2 separate regions of the Mus musculus genome follow, and region 1 is linked to region 2. Evidence: chromatin loops called from intact Hi-C (ENCODE). Cell type or tissue: left cerebral cortex. All regions are shown on one strand. Each heading gives the region's core, and the rest is flanking DNA. Links, peaks and the distances in the headings are about the cores only. Region 1 holds the start of Stam (signal transducing adaptor molecule (SH3 domain and ITAM motif) 1). Region 2 holds the start of Nsun6 (NOL1/NOP2/Sun domain family member 6).

Region 1 (5,383 bases), core at 332-5,331, 980 kb after region 2:
AAATTTGCTTCTCTTTATATCCAATTAAATTCCTGTTTGTCGCCAAAAAAAAAAAAAAAAAGAAAAAAAAGAATAAAATAAAATTTAAAAAAAAAGAAAGAAAGAAAGAAAGAAAGAAAGAAAGAAAGAAAGAAAGAACATGACTCTTAGACATCAGAACTGACTGGCAGGAAAGATTAATGACTCAATCCTGAGGTGGGCTAAGATGACAGAATGAGAAGTGGGAGGGGAATAAATGATTTTTGGTATGCTTGTTTCTAGATTCCTATCAAAATCCAGTGGAAATATTCAGTAGATGGATGCCTAAATCTCCAATACTGACTGAGACTATTTAAATTTGTGATTAACAGGAATAAGCAAAGTGCTTAAAGCTAAGAGACTAGCTGTTTTAAATCTTGCTTCACAAATATAGAAAATTTCTTCTAAGTGCTTTTTAAATATTGACTCAATTCTCTTACCAACCCTGTAAGCTAAGAAACACTGTACATTTTGTTTGTTTTTTGCTTTTGCAAATATATTTAAGGGAACATTATAATTCTTATACTCCATATTTAAAGACAAAGAAACAAAGGCAGAGAATAACCAACTAGCTTAAAGCCAGATTGCTGATAAGCAGCAAGCATGAAACCTGAACTTAAGCAAATCACTCCAAATTCTACTAAGCACTAAATCTCATAAGACTCTAAGAGAAGAAAGTCTTAATGGAGAAGAGCTGTTATTACTGCTCAGCATTTAGACACTGAAAAAAAGTGGGGGAGGGGACACTAAAAAGCTAAGCAGAAAACCAGAAAAGGGCTGATGACCTACAAACCTATGGATAAAGCACAGAAGAAAAATGTAAGACATCAATAAAAAACTGGATGAGGAACTGGCTGTTGGGATCGGTAAATACAAATCAGTAGGGACCTGATGGCACAAAGTATCTTTATAATTCAGAGTGATTTCTAAAAAAACATGTCTAACAGGCTTAACATAGTTTCAACTCAACAAGCACTTATTCAAAGCCAACTATGCAGCAGCCATCAAACAAGGAGCAAAATAAAGAACACATTGATATGTAATGTTTAAGACAAAAATGCTGAAATTTGTAGAACATGGGGAAGGTGAAAAATCACTGTATTTAAACAGCCCCCGAGACATTAAGTCATGTCTTTTAAAGTCATGACTGGCTGTGAGATGTTACTGGCATCCACTGAGTGAAGAGCAAATACAAAGTTAACAGCCTTCATGTATAGAGCATAACCTCCTTAAGGATTTTATCTATTCCAAACTGTCAGTAACACTGCTACTTATAAACTCCAGGTTGCAGGAATCAGCAAATAATTCAGGTACAACAAGTCAGACTCTAAGTTGACCTTAAAGCATGAGGACATATGTGTGGAAAGACACATGAAATAACAGAAACAAAAGTATAAAGGCAAGAAGGGGCCTGTGTTTGGACTGGGCGGTGTAGGTAGCAAGAACAGGTTTAACATCAAGAAATCCATCTGAATCCACTGCAAATGTGAGTTCAAAAAAAAAAAACAGAAAGAATACATATTAGGCCCTGGGTTCCATTTCCAATACCACAAAAAGGAACAAGCCAGGAGAATATAAGTGTGACTGATTAGCAGAAAGCAAGATCATATAGGATCACTATAGGTGCCAGGAACAGAGGCAGCAAATATTGTTTTATTATAAGCATTTGTCCTAAAGACTGATGTAACAAATTGTAAAACAGCCAAAGAGCCGCAATGAGATGGTCTTCATGGTTGCATTTCTTGTCAATGAACACTGTGTTCAGTAAGTACTGGTGCTAAGCACTTATTAAACACAATTTCCCAATTCATTACTTATTTAGCACTATTGATGATTTCTAAAGTTCCATCCACAGCTCAGATTCAGGACATTCAACTGAATCACTATGAACCAGGCAGGAAGCGGCAGTAATAGTACATTTTCTCCAGTTGGCAAAATGTAAAATTCACCTCTAATAAACAAAATTCATAAAGTAACTCTCACAAGTTATCCTTACATTCTTTTACTACAGTTATGCTTAAATTCAGCCTGTGGGACTGGATGGTATTGGTTCGCTTTCATTCCACACTATGCTGCCAGTGTAGTTCAATGTAATGCATTCAAAAACATCCCAAAATTCTTTCAAGAAATTCAAATCAGGTCTGAAAAATAGATAGCTAACCTGTTAAATTGGTATGCTTGGTACCTAATACCAATGATTCAGACAACAAAAAATTTAGCATTTCAGACCCCATCCTAGAATCAAAATCCTCTTCCACACTTCCCCAAAGGCAGAGGCCCAGCCTGAAAAAGGCATCCCAAAGGCTCATGTCTGCGTTTTCAGTTGTTGCCAAGTAATCCATCTCCATCTCTTCCAACATTTCAACCTACCAGTACGTAACCAGACCTCTCTCCTCCAGGGACCGTTATAGGGCTATTTAAAAAACCCTTTAAGTAACCTTACCTAAAACATTCTGCCAGTTCCATTGGGCCAGGCAAATACTTTGGCGATAGAGCATATAATCAATCTGCTTAAGCCAAGATACGTCTGTCCTTCGCTCTTCTCCCAGAAGCCATGCCCCAGCGGCAGATGGCTTCGTCGTCTGTTCCTCCCGAGGCAACCCTTTACCCCGAATCCCTTAAGCGATTCCTTCAAAGCTCCCCCTCCCCAAGTCCCTTACCAAGGCCCATTAGAGAGGTTCTAAGTCCCATTTCTTCCAAAGAGGATGCGCCAAGCGCTCAACCCTCTCCCAACTCTGAACGAAGGGGCCCCGGGAGAGAAGAACGTGGGCTCGGCCTCGGGAATCCAGAATGAACGAACGCAGTGGGACGGGAGTCGGCGCGGGCTCGCAGTCTCGGGGGGCACCCACGGGGGGCGGTGAAAACACTTACCAACATCCTGGTCGAAGGGGTTGGTGGCAAAGAGAGGCATGTCCGCTGCGTGCCGAGGTGTCCCCGGGGACTGCCCCTCGACCCCGCGGCACTCTAGGGGTGACGGAGAAAGGAGGCCCCTCAGGTACAAACACAGCAAGGGCGCCTGCCTGCCAGTGCAGGGTCCCTCTCAGCCCCTCCTCTCACCCACCCCAGCAACAGAGGCGGCGGCGGCGGCAACAGCCGAGAAGCGGAACAGGCCCCCGCGCGGGGCGTGTCGGGAATGTAGGCGACTTGAGCGCTGCCTGAACACTGCCCGCTCCGGGTCTGGCCAGAGCCCGCCGCCTCCGCCGAGGCCCACGCGATGAGCCGCCGCTGTCTCTTCCTCTGCTGAGTTCCCGCGTGCCCGTGGGGTTAGCGGCTAGGTTCTCGGCTTTTCCATGTCCCCGGGCGTCTCGGGAGGACGAGGTCCTTCAGGCGCACCGAGGCCGACTAAGAGCCTCTAGAGTGAATAAGAGACTGGGAGAGGGAGAGGGTTCAGTTTGGGTCCAGCCAAACCCTTAATTTTTAACTCCTTGGGTTTATTCGATGGGTTGTTGTGATGTTGCAATCCCTCTAGAAAGTCAGGCAGTCCTTTGGGTTACCCGAGGAAAATGTTGAGCGCGCTCGTCGAGGGTTCATGGAAGTTGCTGGGATTGGAGTCATGTGAGCTGGTGGAGCTGGCCTGAATCCCTTGGAGGGAGTGTCGAGGCGCACAGCCTCTCGAGAGGCTGAGGTAACGCTGGCTCATTCCCCAGCCTGAGATCAGAGGGAGCCTTCCTGGGTGTGGGCTCCGACTGACTAAACGTGCAGTCACTGAGTCCCTGAGAAGATTAGACCTTCTCAGCCTGAGATAAGCACGCACACCCAACGGCAGAAATTGAAAAAAAAAAAAAAACACACACACACACATGAAAAATGGAGCCAGACATTGATGAGGACTCTTGGCAACTTAAAATGTTGATTTGGTGATCTAATTTGTACATATGTATGTAACGCACGCCCCCTCCCCAGCTCCCAACACACACACACACATTGTCCTCTAAATCATGTGAAATCTAAAGAATCATCTCTTGGAAATATTACGTAAAGTTAGCAAGTCGGTCTTGCACATGCACTGAGATTCGGTAAAAAGTGCCCAAATAGGGACCCTTACAAAAAGGGAAGCTTATAAACATGTCAACAAGATTTGTATAACAGTACAAACAGCTTGCTTACTAAACAGTTAAAGTCGAATTTTGGAGGAAGAGGAGCAAACTAAAGCATCGGTTAACGTTTTCAGTCATTTAAAACTAAAAGAATCCAAGGGATGGGAAACAAAGTTGCCTGATGGGGTATAAATTACAGCATTCTTAAGAGAAAGGATGGGAAGTATATAGCCAGCTTTTGGAAATGTGCCTCTGGTTCCAGTTATTCTGAATTTTAAATCTTACAGTCTTTTAAAACATGAACCAAGATATTAATGGCAGCGTTGTTTACAATATCAAAGTTTTGATGACCGCTAAACTGTCCGACATTAAAGAGATTGGACAAACTCCTCTGTCTGTTTCCTCATAAATAAGAAACGGAAATGACAAACCATTGAAGATGAAATAAATTACTAGAAGCAAATCCCCTGTAATAGTGTCTAGCATATAGTAAGCACTCAAGTGGAATCAATAGTTATAATTGTACTTATTTGGCCATTGAAAGTAAGAGCATAGATGTGTATTTACATAGACATCTGAGTGGATAAGAGTTTAAAAGGCTTTAAAGACTGACTGAGGATGAGCCTCAGTGATGGGGTACTTGTTTAGAATGTGAGAGGCTCTGGGTTCTGACCTTGGCACTGAAAAAGAAAAAAAAAAAAGCCTTCAAATATATGTGAAAAAATTCTACAATTTTAAACAACCTGAACGAAAATATTTTCTGAGTAACTTAATGAGCATAATTTTTCTTTCAAAGGGGTGGAGTTAAAATATAAAAATGTGACAAATGTCAGACATTAACGCCACCATTTTCTTAAGATTTTTGAAGTGCTTTTGTGTCATTATGAGAAGTATAAAATCTTCCCACTATTGGTATGGGAAGCAGAGCATCGTCTCTCAATAGACTTTTCTCTTGATTACTGCGCTGACAGAATTAAGTGTCAACTTATCCATTTAAAATGATGGGCCAGTGCCTTAAGTACCTTATCATAATTGCCCTGACTCAGAGCCAGATGGTTATGAAAATATATTTGGGCATGCTTCTAATCCAGTAATAAAATCAAATTGTTAGGTTGTTACCTAGCAAAACACTACTTTTCAAATTTGAATCATCAATATGTGAAAATCAGAAATAACATATATTAGTATGGATAACATTAACCATGTATTCTGACATAGAAGAATGACTTTGCTATTGGGGATCTTTATTATGTAATATGCTATGAAATAGAGGTTTTAAAAATAAGAAATGTTATATGTACAAGAAAAGGCAAATATAAAAGGTGGCA
Region 2 (5,383 bases), core at 128-5,127:
GGACCAAAGAGCTGGTATTTAGGCTTGTAGTAGCTGGACTGCTAAGTCTTCAGAGAGGTCTGGCTTGCAGGGAGTTTAGTCCTTAGTGTTTCATAATAGCAGCAGGAGAAATGAGGAAATCCCAGTAAGGTGTGGATTATAATTTATAGAACTAATGATGAATCAGTCCAAACGTTTGTGTGCTTAATTCTGGCAGCATTTTGAACCAGATTCTATTCATTTATTCATTCATTTGGCTTTCCAAACACTGTAAGTTCTAATTTGTAGTTTCTCAGATGAGGCCAATTGTATTAGAAAAGCTGAATATTGTATTGACAGGATTAGATTTGTGGCTAAATGGATATGCAAAGATATTACGTTATCTTTACAGAACTCTTAAGATTATCAGGAGGGGGTGGGTGTTAGAAATGCCTATAATTCTGTCTCTCACAAGGTTGAGACAGTAGGATTGTGAATCAAGAAGCGCCTGGGCTAAATAGGGATGTTTGTCTTCAAAAATAAACAATTAAAGAAATGAATGGGACTAAGTAGAAATTCTAGTTAGTAAAGTGCTTGCCATGAAAGCACGACGACCTGATTTTTAGATGCCCAGCACTTGGATTCATCATCATCATCATCATGGTCGTCATCATCCAGCTGAGCCAGGAGTGTGAGCCAGTAATTCCTGCTCTGGGGAGGCAGAGACATGACGTGCAGATCCCTTGAGCTTGCTGCCGGTCAGTCAATCCAGTTAAGTCAGCCAGCTCCAGATTCAGTGAGAGACCTTATCCCAAAAATGAAAGCTGCGAGTAATTGTGAGTGCACATCAATGTCTGGTTTCCACATATATGTGCACATATGTACATCTGGACCTGCACACACACACACACACACACACTCACACACACAAACACACACACTCATACAAGAGAAAAGCATTGAAAGAAAAAGAAGTTTCCTGTAATGGAGAAGTGTAGAATCCAGAATTAAGTCAGTCCCCCAGATCAATCTGAAATAAAATCCTCAGAGATAAAATGAGGTCATAACCAAACTTAAAATGATGATATCACATCATATTTATTTCTCCCACCGGTCCCTGCTTGGGGGCCCATACTACCCCTTTAAAGATCTAAAGTCTCTGTGACATTTGCATGTTTATATAGGAGTCTTCCATTGCTTAGACAGAACATCTCCACTCTACTAACTGCAGATTTACCACATGTTTTCTGGTCACTGTTCAAGTGTTCTGAAGTAGTGAACTACTTTATATCAAATGCATATTTAACAACAGTTTCCTTTTCTATTTCACAAAGGTTTGATTAGTCATTCAGGGAGTGCCCTTTATATGTCAAACAATGAGTATTCTATGTGGAAATGAAATTTCTCCCACATGGACTTTCAAGTTCAAGTTTTCTTTATTTTTTTAAAGACTTCAACTATATCTAGTGTCAAGGTTACTACAAAGTTGTCTGTTGAAATTCCTTTGTGTGGGTGGTCTAGCCCTCTGAATCCTGGGCAAAGCATTCCATGTTGCACCAAGATGTCATTTACCTGTTCTCCCTGCCTGAATGCAGCAGAACAGGCTACCCTTCCCAGGTCAGACTGTGCTTGGTGACAGCAAGGATAGAGTGCACATAGACACATAACCTTTCCCAGAGTTTGATTCACCTGTGCCCCCTTGGCTGCTTTTATATTGGGTAGCTCTATGAAACTAGTTTTATGTTAACTGCTGTAGATTCATATCACAGCCATATAAAATAGTGTGGTGGTTCCTGGAGGGGAGGCTGCCTGTCCTGCTGTAAGCAAGCCTAGCAAACTAATGTATTTCTTCAATTTGGACTTGTCAAGTTTTTCTTCAGCCACATCACTCTTATTTGGGGGTGAATAGATGTTTATGTCCTGTCAGGCATGTCATGCAACACTTAACACCTGTGTCCCAGACACATTCTGTTAGTTTCAGGTGATGAAGTCAGGAAGGAATCCCATGCATTGACCACAGATACATGATCTTGTGGAAAAACTGGGTACTTGTTTTAGAAACTGGCTTACTGGTCTATAGCCTATTTTCTTTTTCTGAGATTGTGGAAAGTTATTACAACTCTTGGAACTTTCTTTTACTCCTTGAAAACTGCTTATAACCACTGTGCTGAGCTGTGGCAGTGTCTTTGTCATGGAATTTTCACCTAGTAAAGACTTGGTGTGTCAGTTATATATATTTTAAAGCCAGTGTGAAAACTTAAAAGATTAAACACACACCAAGCAAAAACCCTCCTCTATAGTTACCTATGAAATATGGCTCAGAACAACAAAAAGCACAAAACAAACAAACCAAAACAAGCAAACCCTAACCCAGTGGCATTGGAGACAAAAGTATTCATCATGTTCAAGCATAAAACATCCCACTGACTTTGGTTAGTTATTTTTAAACTCTTGTCACCTCATTACCATCAGGGAATTCACATCAAGACTCTTGTTCTCTAAAGCACGTTAACTAGAAGCTTCATGGCTAGTTGTAAACACTATTAGGGGATTTTAAGTTGTACCTGAGTACCCACGGGTATTAGCACATTCAAAAAATATGGGTACTAGGGTAGGAGATATGGCTCAATAGTTAAGAGCACTTGTACCTGCATAGTGCCCAGGTTCCATTGTTAGCTCCCATATGTTGGCTTACAACCTTCAGATCCTGGGTTTGATCAAAGAGGCAAGCACATGCACTCAGGCAAAACATTCATACTCTTGACATAAATAAGTCTTTAAAAAAGAAAAAAAAGTGTCCGAGGGAAGCCTCCACCGCTACTTGTACTGGGACAATAAATGGAAATCTCCCTTATTTCAGGTTAGTGAGGTATCCAGTTCAACCCAGCATTCAAGAGTCCCAGGATGTACCCGGCACAGTCCTTCCTAGAAAAAGCTCCACCCTCAGGGGAGGTGATTGGCAGATGCAGGTTGGGCACGAACAGAAGGCTGGGCATCGAGTGCCGGAAGTGACGAACCCAGGAAGCGACTTTCTGTTCCGAAGCTGGGGGCGCGGTTTTGGAAAATAGCATGTCAGAGTGGATCTAGGCGCTGTCTGTTTTCCGATCTGCGTTTAGGTACACTTTTTGTCACCAAGCCCTATTTGGCGCAGTGTCGCAGTTCGGAGCTGTCTCACAGCATCCCAGAGAACGACAAACCTTGGGCCCTGCTCATTCCAGAACTCAGCACTGAAAGGCATTCTTGTGCTCGTCCATTGGCTGGCAACGCTGAAATTCGGAAATAAAGACTGCTTCCCAACATTTTCTTGGACAACTTAAAACAGAAAAAAATCAAAAGAATGTATGTATTTCCAAAGATATCTTTGAGACCTGAAGTTGAAAACTATCTCAAAGAGAGCTTTTTGAACGAGGAGGTAGGTCACGTACATAGATGTTTGCCAAAATTCTGATACAACTTCAGCAGAAAGAAGGGGAATATGTGGTTAGTTTTTGCCACTACTTTATTGGAATCTTTAAAAACAATGTGGTTTTTTTGTCACCATTGATGCTTACTGAGATGGAGATAAATATATGCTCACGTTTAGATGTAAGACAAAAGAAAGTGTTACGTGTCTGTCAGCCCTTAGTACTGAAGGGGTAGCAGAATCAACCAGAGAAGTTCCCTGGCCACACAACTCAAGACTTCCACAGTAGATGCACTTGTTCTGTTAAAGTACAGGCTCTTGTACTTACTCAGGTGATCAGGGCACTTTGAGTGCCTCATTAAATGCCACCAGGTGTTTGATTGGAAATGGTTACAATTTAGTCTAATAAATCATGGTAGAGTGATTTGGTTTCATTGTTAAGAACACCAGAGTCTAAGCAGTCCTCTTACTCATCCAAACTGACATAATTGTCAAGCAACTAAAGTTCAGATATAATGATTAAAAAGTCAGTTTTAGAAGCTATCTATCAATCCATCCATCCATCTATCTGTCCTTCTTTCATCTATCTATTGAAACAGGGTTAGAGAGTCAGGTGGATTTCTGAGTTTGAGGCCAGCCTGGTCTACAAAGTGAGTTCCAGGACAGTCAGGGATACACAGAGAAACCCTGTCTCAAAAAAAAAGAAAAAAAAGAAAAGAAAAGAAACAGGGGGGTTTCTCCACATAGTAGTGGCTATACTGGAACTCATAAGGTAGACCGGATTGGTCTTGAGTTTACTGTGATCCACCTGCCTCTGCCTCTGCCTCCTGAGTGCTAGAATTACAAGCTTGTAATCCACTGAACCTTACTGGAAAATGTTCATTTTGCATGAGTTACCTTGAATTAATTCTTACTAATAAAGCTTAAAGCTTAATTTATTCTATGAAAATTGAATGGGTTATAAGTACTTTCGAAGGTTGTCTTGGGGCATCAACCTTAAGTGAAAATCACTACATTGGTTTGGCAGGCATGTCTTAAAAAGAGTGTTAGTTACTTGTTACTGGCCACACTTAGCACAGAAATTCCCAGTGAATATTGATTGCCTTCTAGTAAAATATCCCTGCATGCTCTAACCACCTTACCTTAACCCCTTGGCAACGTGGATATTTTTCTAAATTTTTGGTTCTTTAGCAAAATTCAATCCACTAAAATGCTCTTTAGTGTTATTGGAGCTGAGATTTTAAAACTTATTTCCACATCTTATTTCCAAATATTGTTCATAGGATAAACTATATGGAAAGAGAAAGTATTTTATGCTTATTTCAAGGGGTCTTGGGAAGTATATATTAAGAGAGGAAGGGGGACAGTCAGTGGTCAATTTCAACGGTTTTAGAATGATGAACATTATTTTATGAAGGATTGATGCAATCTTTCAGGTCATCTCCTTTCCAAACCCACAAGGTATGACAGCTTAAATGAAGAAAGGCCATCCCATTTGTAAAACAGTTTGGAAAGGAAAGAAGTAATATCAACCAAACTAAGCCTTAAGTTTAACTTAACATTCCTTAAGTATGTTAATACTGATGACTACACACTGAAGCCGAGACCTGACTTCTTCTTACTGCAGGCTGTGTCTGCTTCAAGCAGACAAGAAGCAGAAAGGAAATTTGAGACTCTGCTGCTTCGCCTGTCACACCCTCCGTCGATGACAACTGTCAGAGTGAATACGCATTTAGGCTCAGTTCAGCATGTCAGAGGTCTGCTGCTTGAAGAGCTCCAGAAGGTTGGTGCAAGTGTGGTGTGCTGGGCAGCCACACTTCTTTTCTTTAAAGATGTATTTATTTATTTCATGTATGTGAGTACACTGTCGCTGTCCTCAGACACACCACAAGAGGGCATCATATCCCATTACAGATGGTTGTGAGCCACCGTGTGGTCCCTGGGAATTGAACTCAGGACCTCTGGAAAAGCAGTCTGTGCTCTTAACCACTGAGCCATCTCTCCAGCCCTGGCAGTCATACT

The links. A loop is a pair of places that touch in the nucleus more often than their neighbours do. Peaks named below come from ENCODE experiments on the same cell type or tissue, not always from the same donor. Only the 100,000 strongest peaks of a DNase experiment are listed, where the experiment ranks them.
Region 1: a loop joins it to region 2, with 3 times the contacts of the local background. A loop is called at or near these places in 5 of 42 quality-filtered maps.

The regions. Positions count from the first base shown.
Region 1 is chr2:14,071,843-14,077,225 of GRCm38, reverse strand. It overlaps Stam (signal transducing adaptor molecule (SH3 domain and ITAM motif) 1), which reads right to left and starts at 3,126. Exons shown (of 14, transcript NM_011484.3): 1 at 2,890-3,126. The coding sequence starts at 2,929. Stamos (signal transducing adaptor molecule (SH3 domain and ITAM motif) 1, opposite strand) reads left to right here and starts at 3,292. Exons shown (of 2, transcript NR_038162.1): 1 at 3,292-3,643. In left cerebral cortex, for the core only: a CTCF peak has its summit at 3,146; DNase peaks (open chromatin) are centred at 2,456, 3,137 and 3,536; H3K4me3 peaks cover 2,337 bases; H3K27ac peaks cover 2,056 bases.
Region 2 is chr2:15,046,909-15,052,291 of GRCm38, reverse strand. Nsun6 (NOL1/NOP2/Sun domain family member 6) reads left to right here and starts at 2,980. Exons shown (of 11, transcript NM_028950.5): 1 at 2,980-3,370; 2 at 4,989-5,144. The coding sequence starts at 3,296. In left cerebral cortex, for the core only: CTCF peaks have their summits at 3,011 and 5,051; a DNase peak (open chromatin) is centred at 2,955; H3K4me3 peaks cover 1,354 bases; H3K27ac peaks cover 928 bases.